3 separate regions of the Homo sapiens genome follow, and regions 2 and 3 are each linked to region 1. A link is a loop called in an ENCODE intact Hi-C map of the cell type or tissue named here. Cell type or tissue: mammary epithelial cell. All regions are shown on one strand.

Evidence for each region. Peaks named below come from ENCODE experiments on the same cell type or tissue, not always from the same donor. Only the 100,000 strongest peaks of a DNase experiment are listed, where the experiment ranks them.
Region 2: a loop joins it to region 1, with 12 times the contacts of the local background. A loop is called at or near these places in 35 of 110 quality-filtered maps.
Region 3: it touches region 1 in a loop (8-fold over the local background); 34 of 110 quality-filtered maps call a loop at or near these places.

Annotation. Positions count from the first base shown.
Region 1 is chr15:62,303,661-62,311,660 of GRCh38, forward strand. It overlaps MIR8067 (microRNA 8067), which reads right to left and starts at 1,074; the gene lies at 998-1,074. In mammary epithelial cell, a CTCF peak has its summit at 3,431 (motif pointing left); DNase peaks (open chromatin) are centred at 3,411 and 4,061; H3K27ac peaks cover 460 bases.
Region 2 is chr15:61,867,371-61,875,370 of GRCh38, forward strand. It overlaps VPS13C (vacuolar protein sorting 13 homolog C), which reads right to left. Exons shown (of 85, transcript NM_020821.3): 77 at 7,506-7,581; 78 at 5,876-6,039; 79 at 4,619-4,664; 80 at 2,130-2,253; 81 at 1,289-1,403. The region is part of intron 2 of LOC124903501 (a long non-coding RNA gene); the gene reads left to right. Among named protein-coding and RNA genes, the nearest start is that of LINC02349, 140 kb to the left of the region's middle. In mammary epithelial cell, a CTCF peak has its summit at 4,738 (motif pointing right); no DNase peak of the experiment used is centred here.
Region 3 is chr15:62,068,723-62,076,722 of GRCh38, forward strand. C2CD4A (C2 calcium dependent domain containing 4A) reads left to right here. Exons shown (of 2, transcript NM_207322.3): 2 at 1-2,195. The coding sequence ends at 1. Among named protein-coding and RNA genes, the nearest start is that of C2CD4A, 5.7 kb to the left of the region's middle. RefSeq lists a silencer at 1-84. In mammary epithelial cell, a CTCF peak has its summit at 3,184 (motif pointing left); a DNase peak (open chromatin) is centred at 7,369; H3K27ac peaks cover 288 bases.

The DNA.
Region 1 (8,000 bases):
AGTTTTCAATATGGCACATGGGCTTTCGGCTACATTAAACCTGTGACAAAAAGCGCTCATTTGAGTCAGGCTGTCACTGTAGCTAACCATGCATCCAGTGAAGTTTCCTAAATTGTTGCAAGCTGAACTGATCAACTCATGAGTCCTAAGATCAGTTCAGCTTGCAACAGTTTAGGAAAGGACTCCAGAGGCCACAACCACTAATGCAGATGTGGAACGGGCTCTTGAAACCCCCAGAGGTGACCAGCAGAACCATAGCCAGACTCAGACTAAAAAGGGCATAAAGCACTACTTTAGATACCGCATATAAGAGGAATCATATAATGATTGTCGTTTTGTGACTGGCTTATTTCATTTAACATCTTCAAGTTTCATCCATGTTGTAGCATTTACAGAATTTACAGAATTTCCTTCCTTTTTAATGCTAAAAATATTCCACTGCATGTATATACTACATTTTGGTTATCCATTCATGCATCAATGAATATCTGGGTTGCTTCTATCTCTTGGCTATTTTGAATGATACTGTTATGAACATGGGTGTGCAAATATCTCTTTGAGACACTGCTTTCAATTGTTTTGGATATACACCCAGAAGTGAGATTGCTTGATCACATGGTAGTTCTATTTTTAATATTTTGAGGAATCACAATAGTTCATTAATTTTGATTGCTGAACAATGTTCTGTGGATATACTATATTTTGTTTATTCATACATCAGTTGATAGACATTTGACTTGTTACCACTTTTTGCCCATTAAAAGCGATGCTGCTACGAACATTCATGGGCAGGTCTTTGTGTGGACATATGTCTTTATGTCTCCTGGGTAGATACGAGTGGAATTTCTGAGTTGTATGATAAATTTATCTGTAACTTTTAAAGAAATAGACACACTATTTTTCCAGAGCGGCTGCACCATTTTGCATTCCCACCAGCAATATATGAGGGTTCCCATTTCTCCACACCTTTGCTAACACTTGTCTGTCTTTCATTACTGGCTGAAAGTCTCAAGAAAGACTGTGCACTCAGGATCATCTTTATGACTAAGTTTACAGTTTCTAGGAAACACAGAAGGATAGTAGGGCAAGTTTTAAGACATCAGAGGAAACCAACAGACAAATCCAGAATAAGGGACATTCCATAATGTGTAAGACAATTGAAGCATGGTCTCTTCAAAGAGTCTTTTTTTTTTTACAAAGAACTGTTGGCCAGGTGCGGCGGCTCACGCCTGTAATACCAGAATTTTGGGAGGCCAAGACGGGTGGATCACGAAGTCAGGAGTTCAAGACCAGCTGGGCCAAGATGCTGAAACCCTGTGTCTACTAAAAACACAAAAATTAGCTGGGCGTGGTGGCAGATGCCTGTAATCCCAGCTACTTGGGAGGCTGAGGCAGGAGAATCGCTTGAACCCGGGAGGCGGAGGTTGCAGTCAGCTGAGATCACACCACTGCACTCCAGCCTGGATGACAGAGCAAGACTGTCTTAAAAAAACAAAAAACAAAAAAACAAAAAACTCTCCTATATTAAAAGAGACTAAAGAGATGTGGCAACCAATGAACCAATGCATGAGTTTTAATTGGATGCTAGTTTCAGAGGGAAAACATCTTTAAGAGATATTTTGGGAACACACAGGTAGACAAAGCAAATGTGGCAAAATATTAGCAACTGTTGAATCTTCCTGTTGGAAATATGCATGTTTATTATACTATTCTTGTATGTTGACAATTTTTATGAATAACTTTTTAAAATCTCATTTGAAGACAGACAAAAAATAACTCCAGAGCCAATATATCCTGCTGGGCAGAAATATCAAGAAAATATCTTTGGTCAGCCAGTATGCTAGCCTCTACTTCTGTCACATTTTCTAAGTCCTCTTCCAGGTATTATTACCTTCTTGTCGGTAACATCCTTCCTGGAACCCCAGGGATAAGCAATGATGTGACCACTGATCCTCCTTTCCCTCCCACCTCTTTGAGAACTTCAGACAATTTAAAAAGAATAAATGGTGACTGAACATAGATAACCCTCTGGGAGAGAATTCTACAGAGTTCTCTCCGACCTCATAATGCAGCGTTCTAGTTGAGAATCCACAAGGTGAAATTTCCATATTCAGCACACATTCCTTGTCCTGTCCAACCTTTGGCTCATAACTTGTTACTTTTCATGTATTTGTGTATTTGCCCCCCTTACCAACCTCCATGAGACGGGAATTCATCTTTAGATCGCCGATAGGGCCGGGGGCAGTGGCTCGCGCCTGTAATCCCAGCACTTTGGGAGGCCAAGGTGGGTGGATCACCTGAGGTCAGTATTTAGAGATCAGCCTGGCCAACATGGTGAAACCCCATCTCTACTAAAAATACAAAAATTAGCTGGGTGTGGTGGCACGTGCCTGTAATCTCAGCTACTCAGGAGGCTGAGGCAGGAGAATTGCTTGAACCTGGGAGGCGGAGGTTGCAGTAAGCCGAGATCGTGCCACTGTACTACAGCCTGGGTGACAGGGCGAGACTTCGTCTCAATCAATCAATCAATAACTATAGCATGTAGCATATGTACTGTACACAAAGTAGGTGTAAATATTTCTACTGAATGAGTGAATGAATGAGTGAATGAATGAATGGATGAAATTCTGAAGTTCGGGGAGGACTTACCCAGGAAGAACACAGTGGGCAACACAGAAGGAGCTGATACAAAGAAGCAGAGAGATTTTTCTGAAGATATCTGAAGGTACCGTCTATGTACACATAGATCTTAGAATCGGGAACCAAAGGACACTGAGAGCCCTTGGAAACCATTAACCTTTCTTGCCCGCCCGCAGCACAGCTGGTGTAAGCTCTTTCGACTCAGTGAGAAATATCCCTTTCTTAGCTTTGAGGACAATGCTTGTTTTTCCCATTCATTAAAATGCATACACCTGCAAAAATCAATTTTTTTTTGATGATGGTGCAGTCAGGATCGGAACACCATTAAACTGTTCCTGCTGCTGCTAATTAGAATTAACTCATTAGCACAGAGGGCTAAGCTGGAGGTGCCAACAGCTCAGCTTCCTGCTTCACCTCTCTCTCTGCTGACAGACCAGGAAGGAAATGAAATATACTTAGTTGAAACGATCTAGTGGCTTCGCAGGAAACGGGTCTTGCCAGATTTCAGGGCCTTCTGCTCTTCACTGACCTGGAAGAAAAGAGTTCCACTCATGAATTCTAAGGAAATTTATCCTCAAAATGGGAACTTGGAAGAGACAACCAGAAAACACCAGTACTTATAACGCTCTTTGGAAGACGTCACTCATCTGGGTCAGGCGCAGTCGTTCTAGCTTAACTCATGTACACTGGTAACCTAGTGCTCCCAGGCCTTGCGGAGCAGTCCTGCACAAGGCCCTTAGGAGACGGAGGTTACAGGAAAGGCCGGCAGCTTTATTTTGTAAGACTAGCAGAGCCACCTTGTGGTTGCTTTAGAAAATTGTGTTTGAGACTGCGGTCTCAAACACTAGAAACAGCATTAAATGATGACCCCAGAGGCAGGAGACGCAAAAAGGAGGAAAGCAGCCAGTATTACCAAGGAAACTTGGAAGCAGAGATAGTAGCATTAAAAAAATTAGTTCTGTTGACAACTATGTTTAAGCAATTTTGAGTTAAAGTTAAAACAACTTCCTCCTCAGACCCTCTAAGATGTTCTCATTGATTGTGAAGCTCTAACAGCAGTATATTCAGCAGTATTTTAAGGATTAGTATGTGTGATCTGAATTTGATAAACACTCTTTAGAGCCACATGGTGAATTACACAAAAATCACACCTGTCAGTACATGAAAATGTTCCTCCATTATTAGAGAAATCTAGTTACTAGAAAACAGTAATGTTCTTTGATGACACTAGCCTGGAAGGCTCAAGTGTGGATTCTTTCAGCTGTACAGTTCCTTCAGGTGTATTTGATCTAATTCAAGCAGGGCATTCCCTTCCAACACTCCTGAAAGATGGTCACACAGGCAGTGGCTGACAATGCCGCGGGCCCCAGCATGTTTGGAGCTCATCAATGTGAAGTGACTCATTCCCTCTGTGTTCAACTCTGTAGGAATTTCTTATATTGGGCTGAAGTCAGCCTCTATGCCTTACATGAATTGGTCTTAGTTCTGCTATTTGAAGCTCCACAGAGTGACTAATCTTTTTCCTTCATGACAATCTTTCAGGAATTTGAAGAGTTGTTATGTCATCTCATCTCAAAATCATCTCCAAGGAAAGCTACCCCAGCATTTTCTATCACCTATAATAGTACCTGGATGTGGTTTTCAGACTCTTCAACCTCCTGGTTACCCTCCTAAAAGCACTTCCTCTGCCTCAGTGTCCCACTTAAAAAGTGTGTGACTTGGAATTGGATACAGCACTTCAGAGCAATGGGCAGTGGGACTACCCCGATATTATATACACAGAGAAAATATTTAATGAACTCTATAATTTTATCAAGGTGTTGAGCTTTTTGAGCACCAACATCTTGAGTAAAAAAAAAAAATCTTTTTACATAGTTGCTAAGCCAGGATTCCCACATTCTCTATGTTTGTACGTACATTGTTTTTTATAACATAAATGTCACACTTCATTCAGTCCTACTTAATTCAATTGGTGGTAACCCATCACTTTAGCTTCTGGAGATATTCTTCCCAACCACTGATTTATCTATTTGTTCACCCTTCCATTCATTCAATAAAGATTTATTGAACAGCTTTTATGTATTAATCATTTCTTAGGCTCTGGGGATTCAAAGACAGTGTCTGTTGCAAAGGAGCTTACTACCATCTAGTAAGAGAGCATTGGTAATTGTTTCTATAATGTCACTGGGTCCTATAGTTGTCACTGGAAACCTTTCTCCAAAATTAGACTGACCCACACCACAACTGTTTAGTTGGGGTACTTCTAGCAGATAAAACTTTATCTGAAGTTATCATGAGAAATTTATCAGTTGTCTTGCTGAAAACAAGATTAGGCCTACACTATTAAACCAGTAAAATGTTGCCGGGCACGGTGGCTCATGCCTGCAATCCCAGCACTTTGGGATCACGAGGTCAGGAGATTGAGATCATCCTGGCTAACATGGTGAAACCCCGTCTCTACTAAAAATACAAAAATTAGCCGGGCGTGGTGGCGGGCGCGCCTGTAGTCCCAGCTACTCGGGAGGCTGAGGCAGGAGAATAGCGTGAACCCAGGAGGCGGAGCTTGCAGTGAGCCGAGATCCCACCATTGCACTCCAGCCTGGGTGACAGAGCAAGACTCCATCAAAAAAAAAAAAAAAAAAAGAAGAAAGAAAGAAAGAAAATGTCTTCCACATTCAAAATGGATCAAACCCTAACATTAAATGCAGACACAAGTCAATTTAATTGTATATCAAATTGCTAACATAACACCAGAGAAAGTATAATCAATTCAAGTAATTTTTGAAAATAACATAATCTAAGTGAGTAACATCTTGTGGCCACAAATAACTGCAAAAAATCTTGAATTCACATAGTAGGTTTGTTGTTAGTAAAGCAACAAGTATAATTCTGAAACTATTTTGTATATAATTGCAGGATAAAACAAATAAATATATTGATATTTTGGAGAAGAAAATATCAAGCCTCTCACTGTAGGAGAATTTGGAATGAGTGTAGATGAAAAAGAACCCTGTAGTATTGGATTTGAATTGGAGATGTAATATAAAATCAATATTTTTAAAAAATATAGCATATACTCCAGGTATACCCACTGAAAGGGCTTCAAAGCAATGATATCCCAGTAACTGGGGCACTTGCAAGCATCATGACACTTCACCTCTGCATGTTTCGGCATGTATCTCCCAAGAACAAAGATATTCTCCTAAGGAACCACAATATCATTATGACATATAAGGATTTAATATTGATTCCTCTTTAAAAAGAATCAGGGCTTTTTAGAGCAATGGATGATTCCAGGAAAGTATAAGATGAGCCTGGAAAGTCTTACAATTCTAGAAGGTGAGGATACGTTCAAAGACTGATGGAGACATGCCAAAAGGACACAAGAGCCAGGTTCAGGAGGCTCCCATGGTCAACTTCAGGGCAGTTTGAGCACCAAAATCAATAATGAAGTAAAGGATTATAATGGACTAGATAAAAAGGAATCCATTTGTGTAGATACTATAAAACCGGGCTGGAGGGGAAGAGAAGAGATTCTTTTTTACTAAAGAATATCAGTTAATTTCCTAAGCACATAGATCATTCTCAAGGATAAACCATATGTTAGGTCACAAAACAAGTCTTAAAAGATCCAAAAATTGAAATTTGTCAATCATCTTCTCTGACCACAATGGAATAAAACTAGAAGTTAACAACAAGTGGAATTTTGGAGACTATACAAACACATGAAAATTAAACAATATGCTCCTGAATGACCAGTGGGTCAGTGAAGAAATTAAGAAGAAAACTGAAAAATTTCTTAAAACAAATGATAATGGAAACACAACATACCAAAACGTAGCAAGTAAAGCAAAAGCAACAATACTAAGAGGAAAGTTTATAGCTATAAATGTCTACATCAAAAAAGAGGAAAAACTTCAAATAAACAATCTAATGATTCATCTTAAAGAAGTAGAGAAGCAAGAGTAAACCAAACTTAAAATTAGTGGAAGAAATAAACATCAGAGCAGAAGTAAATGAAACTGAAATTTAAAAATAAAAAAAATCAATTAAACAAAAAGTTGGTTTCTTGAAAAGTTAAATAAAATTGACAAACCTTTAGCCAGACTAAGAAAAAGAGAGAGAAGATCCAAATAAAATCAGAAATGAAAAAGAAGACATTACAACTGATACTGCAGAAATTTACAGAATCATTAGTGGCTACTGTGATGTGAACAACTATATGCCAATAAATTAGGAAATCCAGAAGAAATGGACAAATTCCTAGACACACACAACCTATTATGGTTGAACCAGGAAGAAATCCAAAACCTGAACAGACCAATAAGAAGTAATGAAATTGAAGTTGTAAAAAAAGAGTCCCAGTAAAGAAAAGCCTAGGACCTGATGGCTTCTCTGCTGAATTCTACCAAACATTTAAGGAAGAACTGATACCAATTCTATTCAAACTATTCCAAAAAATAGAGGAGGAGGGAATACTTTCAAACTCATTCTAAGAGGCCAGTATTAACCTGTTATGAAAACCAGACAAAGATATGCCAAAAAAGAAAAATACAGGCCAATATCTGGTAAATATTGATGCAAAAATCCTTGTCAAAATACTAGCAAACCAAATTCAACAATTAGAAAATTCATTCATCATGACCATGTGGGATTTATCCCTGGAATGAAAGGATGGTTCAACACACACAAATCAATCAATGTGATACATCATATCAACAGAATTAAGGATAAAAACATATGATCATCTCAACTGATGCTGGAAAAGCATTTGATAAAATCCAACATTCCTTCATGATAAAACCTCTCACAAACTGGGGATAGAAGAAACATATCTCAACATAATCAAAGCCATATATGACAAACCTACAGCTAGTATCATACTGAATAGGAAAAAACTGAAAGCCTTTCCTCTAAGATCTGGAACACAACAAGGATGCCAACTGTCATTATTGTTATTCAACATAGTACTGGAAATCCTAGCTAGAGCGATCAGACAAGAGAATGATAGGAAAGGGCATCCATATTGGAAAGGAAGAAGTCAAATTATCCTTGTTTGCAGATGATAAGGTCTTATATTTGGAAAAACCTAAAGACTCCACAAAAAAACTATTAGGACTGATAAGAAAACTCAGTAAAGTTGCAGGATACAAAATCAACATACAAAAATCAGTAGTATTTCTATATGCCCACAGTGAACAAGGGGAAAAAGAAATTTTTAAAAATCTCATTTACAATAGTCACATATATAATTAAATAGCTAGAAATTTGCTTAACTGAAGAAGTGAAAGATCTCTACAATGAAAACTATAAAACATTGATGAAAGAAATTGAAAAGGACACCAAAAAATGGAAAAATA
Region 2 (8,000 bases), 440 kb before region 1:
TCATGTGCCAACTATTTATTACTTGAGGTCTAAGGGCAGGCTCAGAGCAACTGACAATTCAATTATTAAAGCAGATGCTCCAGGTAATAGTCCCGTAACTTAAGCAAATTTAGAGCCATTTGTGAAACAGAAAGCTATGTAATTCCATCATCAAGACTCACAAACATAAACATATTAATTGGACATAATAATTGTCCTGTTTTTCAATTTTACCTGAAATGCACATGAACACCATAAGATAAAATTTTCGAAATGATAGTAACAGTATCTGCTTCTGAGCTCAATAAAGGCTTTCATCTATTAAACGCAGAAGAGAGCTGATTCTCTGCATCCTTTAATATTTTATACTAATCTCTTATTTCTGGACAGTATTACCAGGAATACCACAAGTTTTTATTTGTAGTCAATCCCACTACTATGAAAAGTTCAGATGGAGGTGAGAGTTTTAAAGAAAATTTCATTAAAATTGACAATGGAATTCACACACAGTCAATTAACACCACAGTTTGTTTTGATTTTTAAGGATGAAATCAAGTAGTAGTTTAGGAAACATTTATTCCTGTATTTCCAGTTCTTGCTGTGCAGGCAGAAAAACAAAGAAAATAAAGTTAGAAGCATGCAGAAAGATAGATAAAACGTAATCATATACAATAAAAACCAAAGGAAGAACAATTAAGAGGCATTTTATTTTAAAGTCAAGGTAGAAAAATATTAATACATTTCTTTTGGGGGAAAGCCTGTCATGGGAGAATAGCAATTTATATATGTATATATTATCAAAATATAATCAAGTTAAAACTAAAATAAAAGCCAAAAAGCTCTTAAATTTTTTTTAAGGTTTAACAAGATCATAATTATACATAATCTTTTATTCTCTCATCTAGTTCTAGTTACTGGAATAAATCTAGATTTACAAAGTAGTGCAAATAAATTAATTTGGTTGGGAGAAATGGAAGCAATGAAGTTCCAATAATCAGCTACAAAGCAGGAAAACAAAATTAACAATGTTAACTAAATGAGCTATCACAGAAATAGTGATATAGCCTATGACTTAACATTATCTTTTCTGCACACAAAAAAAAGCTTTGCTCCCATGTAGAAAAAAAATCATCTGTAATTTCCATTTAACACATGCTAAAATGAAAAACAATCAAATTCTACTCTAGAAACTATGTATAATACTTAAAGCAGTTCAAGAATCAGGAACTTTAAGAACCACCTAGGAAATCCTGGGCCTAGAAATCATTAAAATTCCATTTCACTCGTGACCATGAAGAACAAAATTTACCTCAAGTAAGTCAGAGCCCTCAGATTCCTGTCTGTCATAAGGACGAATGATGCCATCTTCATGGATCAGGCGAGGGGGACGGAGGCTAGATACTTCCTCAGTTGATTCTGCTGCCCTGAATAAGGCATCAGAGTAAGTGTAAGAAAATACGTGAGAGTCTTTCAAAATAATGTGTGTGTTGATTAAATACATAAATATTTCACAAAAAACAATCAGTAATTTTAAATAGCTTTCCCCAAATAATGCAAAAGTATTAAAACCAAGTCTGTCTGACTCCAAATCCCCCAACCTTTTCTAAAATAAAAAGAAATATCAAAATAATAAAAGCAGGGCCTAGCTCATCTACTCTTTGTATCCTTGGTGTCTAGCACAGGGCTTGGCACATGGTAGGTAATAAACATTTGTTGAATAAAAGAGAAATTTAGCCATAAAATATGTCTCTTTTCTTTTCTTTTTTCTTTTTTTTTTTTTTTTTTTGAGACAAAGTCTCCCTCTGTTGCCCAGGCTGGAGTGCAGTGGCACGATCTCAGCTCACTGCAACCTCCGCCTCCTAGGTTCACGCGGTTCTCATGCCTCAGCCTCCCGAGTAGCTAGGATTACAGGTGCCCGCCACCACGCCCAACTAATTTTTGTATTTTTAGTAGAGATGGGGTTTCACCATGTTCGCAAAATATGTCTTTTCTTATTCCTTTCTGGAGGCACTCTATGTTTTAAAGCTACCACAGCTTTCAATTAGACTTTAAGATCCTTAGGAGCAGGCAAATAATCTAATCTATTTATGTATTCCTTGTAATAATTAGCACACAGACACATACCTTGCACATAGTATGTACTCAATTACCTCTGAATGCCTTGGAAGGTACTACTGGCCATATCTACGATTCCACCAGTTGGACGGGCCACAGCACCCACAAGCCCTTTTCCAATTCCTTTAAAGAATCCAGCAGCTCCTTCCTTTTTGGCACCTTCAGAAAACCAATGACCATGAATGGATAAAGATATTTTTAAATGAGCAAGTTTGAGCTCAACCAAAACCTGGGCCAGATACTGAACTGTTTTACCCAGGAAGTTACAAAAATTTGGCTTTCTAAAGAAGTTAAATGTAATCCTAATGTGATAAAATAGTGGTTTCTCAAAGTGTGTTAGAAATGCGCATTCCTGGGCCCCACCCCAGACCTACTGAATCAGAAACTCTGGGGGCGGGGCCAGCATTTATGTTTTTCTAAGCACTCCAGGTGATCCTGACACATGCTCAAGTTTGAGAACTACTGATCTAGGAGTCTCATCAGTACCTGCAACTTGCAGGTGTAAGAAGGGACCAGTAAACATTCTCTTTTTTAATGCTGACCGTTAGATTTTTCAAGGAGTGTGCTTTTAAAAAAATATATAACAACTTTATTGAAATGCAATTCATATACCATAAAATTTACCATTTAAAATGTACAAATTAAATTTTAGGATAAATTAGCTTTTAGTATGTTCAGACTTCTACAACTATCACCACAATCCATTTCAGAAAATGTTTATCATTTTAAAAAGAAACCCCCTTTCCATTAGCAATCATTCCCTATTTCCCCCAGCCTCTCCCCACCAAATCTTACTCAGTGTACCTCCATTCCTCCCTGCCCCTCCCCACCTCCAGACTAGGTAACCACCTACAGATACTTTCTATCCCTATGGATTTGCCTATTCTGGACATTTCAGACAAATGGAATTATGTAATATGTGGTGTACTGTGACTTTTTTTTCTACTTAGCATCATGTTTTCAAGGTTCATCCATTTTGTAACAAGTACCAGTACATGATTCCTTTTTATGACTGAGTACTACTCTAATGTATGAAAATATCACCTTTTGTTTATTCATGTATCAGGTGATGGACATTTGGGTTGTTTCCATCTTTTGGTTATTTTGAATAATGGTGCTATGAACATTTGTGCACAGTTTTTGTTTGAACACCTGTTTTCAAATCTTCTGGGTATAAACCTAGGAGTAGAATTGCTGGGACACATGGTGACTCTGTGTTTAACTTTTTGAAGCACTGACAGACTATTTTCTTCCAAAATGACTGCATTATTTTACAGTCCCACTAGTAGTGTATGAGGGTTCCAATTTCTCCACATCCTCTTAACACTTGATTCTAGCCATCCCAGTAGGTGTGAAACGGTATCTCATAGTTTTGACTCGCATTTCCCTGTCGACTAATGATGTTTACCATCCTTTTATGTGTTTATTGGCCATATGTATATCTTCTTTGGAGAAATGTCTATTCATATCTTTTGCTCATTTAAAATTGTGTTGTCTTTTTATTGTTGATTTTTAATAGTTCTCTATATTTTCTAGATATGTCTTTTATCACATATATGATTTGCAAAAATTTTCTTCCATTCTGTGGGCTGTCTTTTCCCTGTCTTCATGGTTGTCCTTTGAAGCACAAAAATTTTAAATTTTGATGAAGTTCAATTTATGTATTTGATGAAGTCCAATTTATGTATCTTTTCTAGCAAAGTTTTGCCTAATCCAAAGTCATGAAGATTGACTCCTATATTTTCCTCTGAGTTTAATGGTTTTGCTCTTACATTTAGGTATTTAATCCATTGTGAACTCATTTTTATATATGGTACAGGTAGGGGTCCAATTTTGTTCTTTTGCTCATAGATATGAAGTTGTCCCAGCAAATTTCTTGAGGACGGTTCTTTCCTATTGAATTATCTTGACATCCTTGTCGAAGATCAGTTAACCATAAGTAAGAGTCTATTTCTGACTCCTTCTGAACTCTATTTCTGAATAGTATCCCACTGTTCTATATGTCTATCCTTATGTTAGTACTACACTGTCTTAGTTACTGTAGCTTTACAGTAAGTTTTCAATTTGGGAAGTAGAAGTCCTCCAACTTTGTTCTTTTTCAAGACTTTTTTTTTGGCTATCTGGGATCCCTGGAATGGCCATATAAATTTTGGACTTGGCTTGTCAATTTCTGCAAAGAAACCAACTGGGATTTTGATAAGGGTTGCACTGAATAAGCAATGTGCTTTTTTAATGGGATAAAAACAACAACAGCAAAACTGAGTAAATTGCTACTGAGGACCCAAACAAATCTAGTTTATCTCTGGCCCTGCTAAAAATAGCATTCAAAGTCTGAAGCATGATCTACTACTTAACCTCTCTGCTTTCTAAGGAAAATACATTCATTGAGCAACTTAAGGCTACGAATATAAAATTCAGTCAGTAATTTTCTCAATCAAGTATATAGCAGCAATAACATCTACTATGTTTACTAATAGCATCAAGTCTTCAGACTTTGTAAAGGAAGGAAATATTTTCAACATACCTTCCACAGGTTTTGTTATTATTCCAGTCACTCCACCAACAACTCCCTGAAAGAGAAATCAATCATATAGTTTAGACTGAATGGAAGGTGTTTAATTTTAAACCAACCACTAGAGGTCTCTACAGACATACTGGAAATAACAACAACAACAACAAAAATTGAAGACTTAACTTGATAATGTGAACAACATACACATATAAGTTAGCACTATGATTTTTCAAATATCATATCACAGCAAATCTTAAATGAAAGCATTTTATAAATTTTATAAAAGAAACAGGAGTAAAGCAGGTAAAAGGATTTTAAATCTGGCTATGACACCAATCAGCTACGTAACCATGGGTAGCTGAAATCTCTTTAAGTCTCAGTTTCCACATCAGCAAAATGAGTGAGTTGAGCCAAATAATATTTACTATCTAATTATAAATTTTAAGGGGATTACATTGTAACTTAGTGGAAGTGTAGAAAACTGAAAATAAAGGGCCCTCCCAGGGACAGGTAATAACCTGGCAAATAAAGTGCCTTAGTAACTGTAACACCCAACATTACAAATTACTATCAAAAAACACAGCAGTTTCCTGAAATTATTTCCAAAATTAAAACATGAATATACTAATACATTTTTAATCATTATGAAGTAATGGTAGTAAAATACCTGTATATTCTATGAACACACAGAAAGAGAACTGATGGATACACACTTAAATTGGAAACAGATGAGATGATTAGGGTATTCTAGCCTTACTTATAATGTTTTATTTACTTATTAACAATAACTTTTAAGTTCTTATAATTATAAGAATATTCATACATCACCTATATAATTAAGCAGTATTCATATATTACCTATATAATTTTAAAAGTATTAAAAAGTAATGAAAGGCAGTTCCTGGATTATCAACAATTAATTTTCACACATCCCTTCCACAGAAACAGTCAATTGCTGATGACCTGCAGAGCTCCTTCTCCCTCTAGTTTCCATAGGTACCATGTATCTCTGCTTCTCACTTCCTCGCCTTCTACACCAGTACTACCCTGTCATCATTACAGTTTTATGAAATCTGACAATTCAGGGGATAGATCTGGTGGTGACAATGGGGAAGGGGAGCAAAAAGGAAACTGGGAAGTCCATCATTTATCATTCTTTCTATTCCTACAGGCCTAGACTCATAAGCAGCATTCTAAGTTTCACACAACCAGCTAGAATACACTTTTTTTTAAGTTGCAGATTTCTTAAAGATTCAGCAAAGAACTTACTCGCAGAAAGCCCTTTCCTCCTCTGGCCAGGCTGTCTCCAAAATCTCTGGGCTGTCGACTCAACTCTTCTCTTCTTTTTTGCTGATATTCCTTGTCCATTGTAATTGCTGCCAAACCTTTCCCAACAGAACCGGTGATTCGAGATACAACTCCTGCTGCACCACCTATCAAAGACAAGGGATTAATTTCTAGAATATACAAGGAACTATACAAGGAACTCAACAGCAAGAAAACAAATAATCTGATTTTAAAATAGGCAAACGATCTGAATAAATATTTCTGAAAAGGAGACATACAAATGGCCAACAAGTATATGAAAAAATGTTCAAGATCAATAATCATCAGGAAAGTGCAAATCAAAACCACAGTGAGATATTATCTCACCCCAGTTAGAATAGTTATTATAAAAAAGACAAAAAAAATCACAAACGCTGTCAAAGAAGTGGAGAAAAGGGAATGCTTACACACTGAGAGTGGAAATATAACTTAATACAGCTATTATGGAAAACAGTATGGAGGCTCCTCAAAAAACTGAAACTAGAACTACCGTATGATCCAGCAATCCAACTACTGGGTATATACCCAAAAGAAAAGAAATGAGTATATCAAGAGATGTCTGCACTCCCATGTTTACTGCAGCACTAGTGACAATAGCTAACATATGCAATCAATCTAAGTGTCTATCAACGGATGAATGGATAAAGAAAATGTGATACACACACACACACACACAAACAGAATACTACTCAGGCATTAAAAAAAATGAAAACCGGTCATTCACAGCAACTTGGATGAGCCTGGAGGACATTATGTTAAGTGAAATAAGTCTGGCACAGAAAAACAAATACTGCATGTTCTCATTCACATCTGACAGCTAAAGAAGTTGAACTCATAGAATTAGAGAGTAGAACTGTGGTTATTAAAGGCTGAGATGGGTAGGGGGAGGAGAGGATAGGGAGAGATTGGTTAATGGATACAACATCACAACCAGATAGGAGAATAAGTTCTAGCATGCTATAGCACTGTAGGGTGACTATAGTTAACAACAACTTATTGTATGTCTTCAAATAGCTAGAAGAGAGGGTCTTGAATGTTCCCAACACAAAGAAATGATAAATGTTCGAGGTGATAAATATGCTAATTACCAGATTTGATCACTACATATTGTATACATTTATCAAAATATCACTCTATACCCCATAAATATATACAATCATGTGTCAATTAAAAATAAAATAATTTTTTAAGGCTCAGAGAAGTTACATTGTTTATATAAACAGCATTATCACAATATATAGCATGCAATTGCTTTAAACTAATAGGTGCTTAAAATTCTGTCTCATACAAAAAATGCAGAAATTAACTTTTCCCATCTAACAAGAAAAGGAATAAAATTATTTAATTTAAATGTAAAATTATTTGCATTTATTCAACACTACAAAGACATATTAAAAAACCAGCAGTCTACTGTTATTTTTCATTTAAAAACATGGGAAACATGTCTTTTAAAAGGGATTATTAAGAAAGTGATCCCTCCTTTATTAAATAAAAGCATTTGTTTTTCATAACAACGTATTTCATAACAATATAATAAAAAATATACACATATACACAAATATGTGATACATACCTACTGTGTGTCCAAAGAGGCTTCTCACTCCAATCACTAACCCCTCTGCAAATTCTTCAGGGCCTTGAACAGCACCCTGGCAAAAAAAAATAAAAAATAATCTTATTATTTAAAATTTAAGTTTCAGACTTTTACTTTAATAGTTCAGGGTTTGCAAGAAGAATCCAAATCTGTAAAAATCCATAAACATTGTGATGAATCAATTTTCACTTCTACCCCAAATATGGATAGAATATCTATTGTGTTTGAAGACACTTTCAACCTACATGATCTTAGCAAATTCTTTAAGTCAAAAATTGGATAGGTATAAATCACTGGCTTCAATTACAATTTGAAGTTGGCCTCCCAGAACTAAGTTTCATCAAATTGCTAAAACAAGATGCAGTGATAACAAGAGTAAGAGCCCACAGATTTTTTTACTGTCTTATTCTCTCATTTATTTTCTCTGCTTTATTCTCCGAAAACCCTCATACACTGGGCTGGCTGCTAGACCCT
Region 3 (8,000 bases), 230 kb before region 1:
AGGGCCCAGCCCTCCCCGGGGCGCTCTGCCCGGGGGACTCCGGACACTGACAGCCGCGTGGTACAAAATAAACGTGTATTTGTTGTTCTTATCAGTCCCGTTTCAGTACAACACTGGCAGAGATGATTCTAGATTAACTATCCCAGTAAAAGATATGATATTTTCCATAGATACCTCCAGAATTTTTTTCAGCAAATGGAATGGTTCTACAGTGTTTCCCAATATAGACAGCCATTTGCATACCATATGTACCACACACGCCTAGGAAATAATGAATCACATGAAGTGTTAGAACTAGAAAGTGTCTTGGCGATCTGTTTGCTCCAATCACCTCATTTTAAAATTGGTGCTTTCCACAACATGCATGGAGACCATCTTGGAGCATTTACTTTTGAAGCATTTTGTTTAAGACCCCGGATAAGAAAATGAGGGCAAAAGAGGTGAAGTGACTTGTCCAAGATCAACAGTGAATTATTAGTTGGAACGCCAGCCTGATACTCCTAGCTATATCTCACTGGAAAAGCATTGGAGAAAATGAAACCATTTTAATATTCTAAGCTTAAATAATAGTTATAATAGGCTAGGTGTGGCGGCTCACGCCTGTAATCCTGGCACTTTGGGAGGCCGAGGCGGGCAGATGGCTTGAGCCCAGGAATTTGAGACCAGGCTGGGCAACATGGGAAGACCGCGTCTCCATAAAAAATACAAAATTTAGCCGGACGTGGTGGCACGCACCTGTAGTTCCAGCTACTCTGGGGCTGAGGCGCAAGGATCACTTGAGCCTGGGAGGTCAAGGCTGCAGTGAGCCGAGATCGTGCCACTGCACTCCAACCTGGGCAACCGGAGTGAGACCCTGTCTGCAAATAATAATAATAATAATAAATAGTTTTACAAGCGTTAATTTATGTTTTAACCCCCAAAAGGAGGCACTGCTATGCCCATTTTACAGATGAGGATATTGAGGCACAGAATAAAGAGCAGAGCCAGAATTTGAACCTAGACAATCAGCATTTCACTCATTACTCTTATGTAGGTAATACCACAGTGTCTAAAGGGCTCGCTATTAAAGTTGCGAGTATTGTGCAACTTCTCTCTGAAACTGTTGACACTGAAGTTCGTGTCTACTTGTATTCCTCATCCTGCTTTTGGTGAAAAAACAAATTGCTTGAAATGAATAATTTATTATCTCATGCTAATAACTTCAGGCATTGAGATGAGCTGATGGGTCTAAAGCTCTGAGGAGGAAGCTAACCGGCCTCAGAATCATAGAAATGGGTGCCAGCCTTGTTGTAACCAGGTGAGTTTATCTGCTGGAACAGGCAGTGGAGAGTGTACAGATAGCATGGTTTTACCTCTGGCTTCTGATAATAATTCCAGATTTAACAATCCTGTTTTAGAGGACGATTTTCCCTCATCCCTTGAATTCACTGCCAGCAGGGCATTTTTTTCTTTTTTTTATGCAAATAGGAAAATGCATCCTAAATGAGGGTTTAAAAAATTGAAAATATTTAAATATACAGGATGGTGTTAAATATGACTCCATTATCAATCTGGATTCAGAAATGGTTTCTGCTTTATTTTATTTCATTTTATCTTTTAGAAACAAGGCGTCACTCTGTCACCCAGGCTGGAGTGCAGTGGTGTGATCATAGCTCACTGCAGCCTCTACCTCCTGACACAAGCTGTCATCCCGCTTTGGCTTCTCAAAGTGCTAGGATTATAGGCGTGAGCCACCATGCCCGACCAGTTTCTGCTTTTATTAAAATTGTTCACAGTTTTATACATTCATGTTCATTAAAAATGCTATTTAGAAAAGAGTTTGATAAAATAAATATTATACAAAATTCGAAGAAAAAAGAAAAGAGTTTCTGTTTCAGTCACAAATTAGGGTTATTGTGATGTGTATTTATGATGACCATTGAACAAATGTGAAGAATACTGTGAATTCTATGACTTTATCAAAATCAGCCACATCCAGGAGCTTGCAGTTGTTGACCAAATGAATGATGACATAGAGTAGTTCAGATCTATCATGTGCTCTTCTATCTAATCAGTCAATATTTCCTTGGCCCTCAAGCCAACATTCATTTTTTATGTATAACCTTCTTCATGATTTTGAAATTTTGATAGGGTAACTGCTAATGAGTTCACAAATGTAGCACTTTAAAAGGAAAATAAATGGAGAGTGAAAACAACTTGGCTACGTATAATTGTGGGTTTTAATTTTTCTGTTTTTAAAATAAAAAATGGCATTGATAGTTTCAATAGCCCAAGTTTTTATTCCAGAAGATGTTGCAATAACTGTTGTCACTAGATTATATACATGTCATTTTATTAAGTAGATTTTTTTTCGTGAAAGTAAATCAGTGCATTTGAGGGATCTAAATTTTTTATGAAATAGTGGTGGTGATTTCCAAACAGAATCACCATTAATGGCAAGTTATGGTTGATCAAATAACCTGAGTCTAATCAAAAAGGTTTTAAAGGGGCTGAGATAGAATCATAAATGATAAAATCATAAAATTTTAGAGTTGAAAAGAACTTTAATAATCATTTTGTGCCGGGTGCGGTGGCTCATGCCTGTAATCCCAGCACTTTGGGAGGCCGAGGCAGGCCGATCACAAGGTCAAGAGTTTGAGACCAGCCTGACCAACATAGTGAAACCCTGTCTCTACTAAAAATGCAAAAAAATTAGCCGGGTGTGGTGGTGCACACCTGTAATCCCAGCTACTCGGGAGGCTGAAGCAGGAGAATCACTTGAACCCAGGAGGTGGAGGTTGCAGTGAGCCAAGATCGCGCCACTGCACCCCAGCCTGGACAACAAAGCGAAACTGTCTCAATAAATAAATAAACAAATAAATAAGTAAATATTTAAAAATAATCATTTTGTGCAAATCTATATCATAGAAGTGGACCAGAGAAGCAAATTTTAGATTGCCCCAAATCACACAGTCAGTAAAAAGAGCTGAGACTAGAACCAATTTGATTTTCATTTTGCTCTTCAATCTAATGGCTCTTTGACTACTAATTCCAGGAAAAGAGAAACACTGTACATCACTAATCTAATCTAATGTTTTTGCATTCAAGAAATCTTACTTGCAATACAAATGTTTGGGATAACATTAGCCTTTCTGGGGCAAATTTAAATTTCATTTACACTTTACTGCCCTCTAGTGGATCCCTCAAGTGTTTTGTCAATTGGCTCTACCCCTATTATTAGATATTAGACCATTTCAACTAAAGGTCAATCTAATGCCAGGACCCTATTTTCTTGAAGACCTTTGCTAATATTAGATTGTAGTGAAGATTCACATTGCAAAGTAACTTAATACACCTATCTGAGAGCACAAGGTGGCAAAAATATTTTAGATTTAAATAAAGAGGGGAAAACTTTTTCCTTTAATAATGAAGTTGGGAGTGTGTGGCAATAGCATGTTGGTTACAGAAAACTGCTTTTAATAGTTCTCATGTTTCTTCTCATCAAGCTTTAGTACTCACATCTTCTCCATAAATGATATGGCATGATCTTGCTTCTTTGTGGTTTAAATATCTTTTCTTTGAACATATTCAAAGAAAAGCCCTACACAATAAACAGAATATGCCGGTTTAAATAGCATCAGTTGAGTAAAAATTTTAACACTGCATTGTCAGCTGGTTTTACAAAGATAATGTATTCTAACCTAAAATGCTAGCTTCAGTATGGCTCAAATATTCCCAGATGATAATTTCTTTGAATCTGATTTTCTTTTATACACACCTCAACAATTCACATTCTCCCCATATCCATCCCCAGCACTTAGTTTAACCATGGCATTTAAGAAACTGTTCTGCCTCCAGGCTTTTGAGTTCACAGAAAAAACAGATGCACGACAGCCCATGGTGTTTTGAAACCCAAGTTTTACTATTCTGTACATTCACGTAGCAAAATCCCATCAAATTAATGTCATAGACATTATAAGCCCATAATAAAATTCTTAGCTAAGAATTCTCCATAGCCCTACTGATTCTGCCTTCTATTACTGTAGATTAGTTCAATCTGTAGAATTTTATATACATGGAAAAATTAAGTATATATTCTTTTTGGGGGAATCTGGCTCCTTTCACTCAGCATTATTGAGATATATCCATGTTGTTGCCTATATCAATAGTTCATTCTTTATATTGCTGACTGGATGACTATCAAATGTCTAAACCCCAATTATTTTATCCCTTTATCTGTAACTGTTTTCCTTGCACTCATTATTTGTTTCTTTTTTCCCTTCTCCTCTTTTTCTGATTTCTCTGGTTTTAATTGAACATTTCATAGGATTTTACTTTATCCTCTTTCTTAGCATATCAATCATAGTTCTTTTTAAAATTTCTTTAGTGTTTGCCCTAGTGTTTGCATTATGCATTTGCAAGTAATCTAAATCCCTTTCAACTAACACTATACCAAGCTTGTCCAATCTGCAGTCCGTGGACGGCATGCGGCCCAGGATGGCTTTGAATACGGCCCAACACAAATTTGTAAACTTTCTTAAAACATTATACGATTTTTTTTTTGCTTTTTTTTTTTAGCTCATCAGCTATTGTTAGTATATTTTTTGTGGGGCCCAAGACATTCTTCTTCTAATGTGGCCCATGTCAAAAGATTGGGTACCCCTGCACTATATACTGCTTCATGGGCAGGTAGCTATATTATAATAGGGTATTCCCAATTCCTCCCTCCCTTCCCTTAACACATTGTAATTTATTTAATTTATCTGTTCTTTGGTGTCTGTCATTCATTTGGAAAAACTTTCATCCATTTTTACTTCATTTGCTTCATTCTCTCTTTCTTTTCCTCTCAATCACTCATATGTTACATCTTTTGGAATCATCACACAGTCTTGGATATTCTGCTCTTTTTTTTTCTCTTTGCATTGCAGTTTGGGAAATTTCTATGGACATGTCTCCAAGTTCATTGGTTATTTCCTTGGCCATGTCCAATCTATTAATGAAGCCATTTTAAATTTTCAACATTTCCTTTTGATTCATTTTTTAGGTTTTCCTGTCTCTGTTTACATTGCCCACATGTTCTTGCATGTTGTCTGCTTTTCCCATTCTAGCCCTCAACGTATTAATTATAGTTATTTTAAATTCCTGGTCGGACAGTTCTAAAACCTGTGTCGTATCTGAGTCTGGTTCTCTTGCTTTGTCTCTTCAGATCGTTTTTATCTTGTCTCCTAGTGTGCCTTATTGAAAGCTGGGCATGAATAATCAGATACTAGGAACTGAGGTAAATAGTGTGAGGCTTTATGTTTATCTGGAGGAGTTATGCTGTGGTTGCTCTTTGCTATAGCTGTAAGTATCTGCGGCCAGTTTCCCTTAATGTCCATGTTTTTATCTCCTCTGCTGTCTTGAGTATCCCTAAGAGCACCTTCTTACATAAAGCATCTGCCTTGAAACTCTTTCAGCTGTTATCCACTGATGTCCTGACCCCTGTTGATATGGTGGTAAATGTTGGGAAAGGAAAGCAGTCTATAACTCTATGATTAAATCTCAGTCTACTAGTGGACCATTGTCCTTGGGTTGAGACCTTCACAAATGTTTCTTAGCCTTTTTTCTCCAGGTGAGATGGGAAGGCTAGCAGGGCTCAAGTTGAGGAATTGCCCCTCTCCTAAGCTCATAAGACTCTGGTAAGGTCCTTTTCTCAAGAAGAGTAGATTTTTGTTATGGAAAAATGCTTTGAGAGTATTTCAAAATGATTACTGCTAAGTTTTCTCTTAGCTCTTCACCATGAGAACCTGGTGGGGCTTCTGGGAATAACCCATGAAAGTGCGCCACCTACAACACCCTTCCCCCAACCCCAAGACTGTGGATCGCAGGAGTATCTCATGCTCACATTAGTCCATACTCAGCCTCCAGGAATTTGTCAAAATAACCATTTAGTATTCCCATTAGTTTATGGCTCCAGTAGCTTCTGCTCCAGGTAAGCTGATCTTGGCTTGACTCTCCATGTCAGCTTGTTCCTCCAGATTTCAGGGTAGTGGTTTGCCTTGCTACATCTAATCTCTGATAGGTCTAAGAAAAATTATGAATTTTTAGTTTGTTCATTTTTGTTTTCTTATTGTAAGAATGGGAATGACAACTTTCAAGCTCTTTATATGGTGGAGTTCATTATGAGACAAGCTTAAAGGGAGGCTGACCCCATTTGGGAAGTTAGGCTTCCAGAATCAGTATCCATTCTCCTGCTAATAGATATTTAGATTATGTCCAATTTCAAGCTTTTATGAATAAAACTGCTACAAAAATTCATGTACAAGACTTTGCATGGTTGTATGATTTCATTCCTCTTGGGTAAATACCTAGAGTGGAACAGCTGGATCATTATATGGTAGCTGTATATTTAACTTTCTAAGAAACTGACATACTCTTTTCCAGAGTGGTTGTGTCATTTTACTTTCTTACCAACAAGGTGTAAGAGTTCTGGTTGCTCAACACCCTCACCAACACTTGCACAATAAGGAACTTTTGAAGGAAATATATACAGACGGTCCCCGACTTAAAATTGTTCTACTTAACAATTCTTTGACTTCACAATGGTGAGCAAGCGATATGTATTCAATAGAAACTGTACGTTCGAATTTCGATGTAATGTAATCATCATTATCTTGGTATAAGATATTCAGAAAATATGCGGGTCCATTAAAGAAACCTGGAACATCAAGATTTTTAAATATTCAGCGATGATTCCACAGCTTTAGTGTTCAGTAAGAGTTACTGTGTTTCTTTCCAAAACTCATTAATTTAGCCATTTAAAACCAATACAGATAGGCCGGGCACGGTGCCTCACGTCGGTAATCCTAGCACTTTGGGAGGCCGAGGCGGGTGGATCACGAGGTCAGGAGATTGAGACCAGTGTGGCCAACATGGTGAAACCCTGTCTCTACTAAAAACACAAAAATTAACCGGGCATTGTGGCTTGCATGTGTCTGTAGTCCCAGCTTCTCAGGAGGCTGAGGCAGGAAAATAACTTGAGCCCAGGAGGCGGAGGTAGCAGTGAGCCAAGATCGCGCTACTGCACTCCAGCCTGTGCAACAGAGCGAGACTCTGCCAAAAAAAAAAAAAAAAAAAAAAAAAACAGATAAAGAGATCTATCATACAGCAGGATCAAATTTTGTGAGAGTCAATTAAAGGAGATAACAATTACATAATCTGAGAAAAGTCTGACTAGAGATGGGGCTTAGACACTCTCTTGCTTTTCTTTTATGTAGATTGATAAAGTCTACTTTTGTCAAGGAGCCGACAATCCCTCCTTTCCTTTCTTTATTATCCTGCAGCTGGTGGAGCAGAAATATGAACCATGTAGTGACATCAGAGGTAGAATACGGCTGCAGAGCCGGTTTCTAACAGTCATGAGTCAAAGGCACCACTCCACCTACAAATCTGCGGTTGGATTGTGGGCCCTGGGCACTCTGTAGCAACTCTACAAACATCATTGTCAATAACAAATTCATTTCTTAAGCAGAGTTTAAATTCAAAGTCAGAGGAATGTGGGTTACAGATCTCAGCTGTCATTTATTAGCTGTGTCTCTTGGTCATATGAATTAGCCTTTCTAAATGCCATTTCTTCATTAGTAAAGAGGAGTAATAAATATTACCTACCACATGAAATCTTTGTAAAGATTTAAGTAGATAATACATTAGAAGTCCTCAGCACAGTGGCTAATATTTAGAACCACTCAATAAATATTAGCTCTACTTTTTGCTTCATAATAGATGATGTTACTAGATTTCTCTCCAAGCTTCTAGCATGTTCAATGGATGCTTATCTTAGAGCCAGGATCCTATAGCAAAGAGAGTTAGTAGACTAGTTATACTCATATGAGCCATTTGAGAAACATATGTGGTGCCAAAGTAAGTGTTACAAATAGTACTACAGACAGGGAGTCTTAAAAGAGGGAATCAGAAAATGAGAAACATCTCAACATTTTTATTTATTTATTTATTTACTTATTTATTTTTGAGATGGAGTCTCT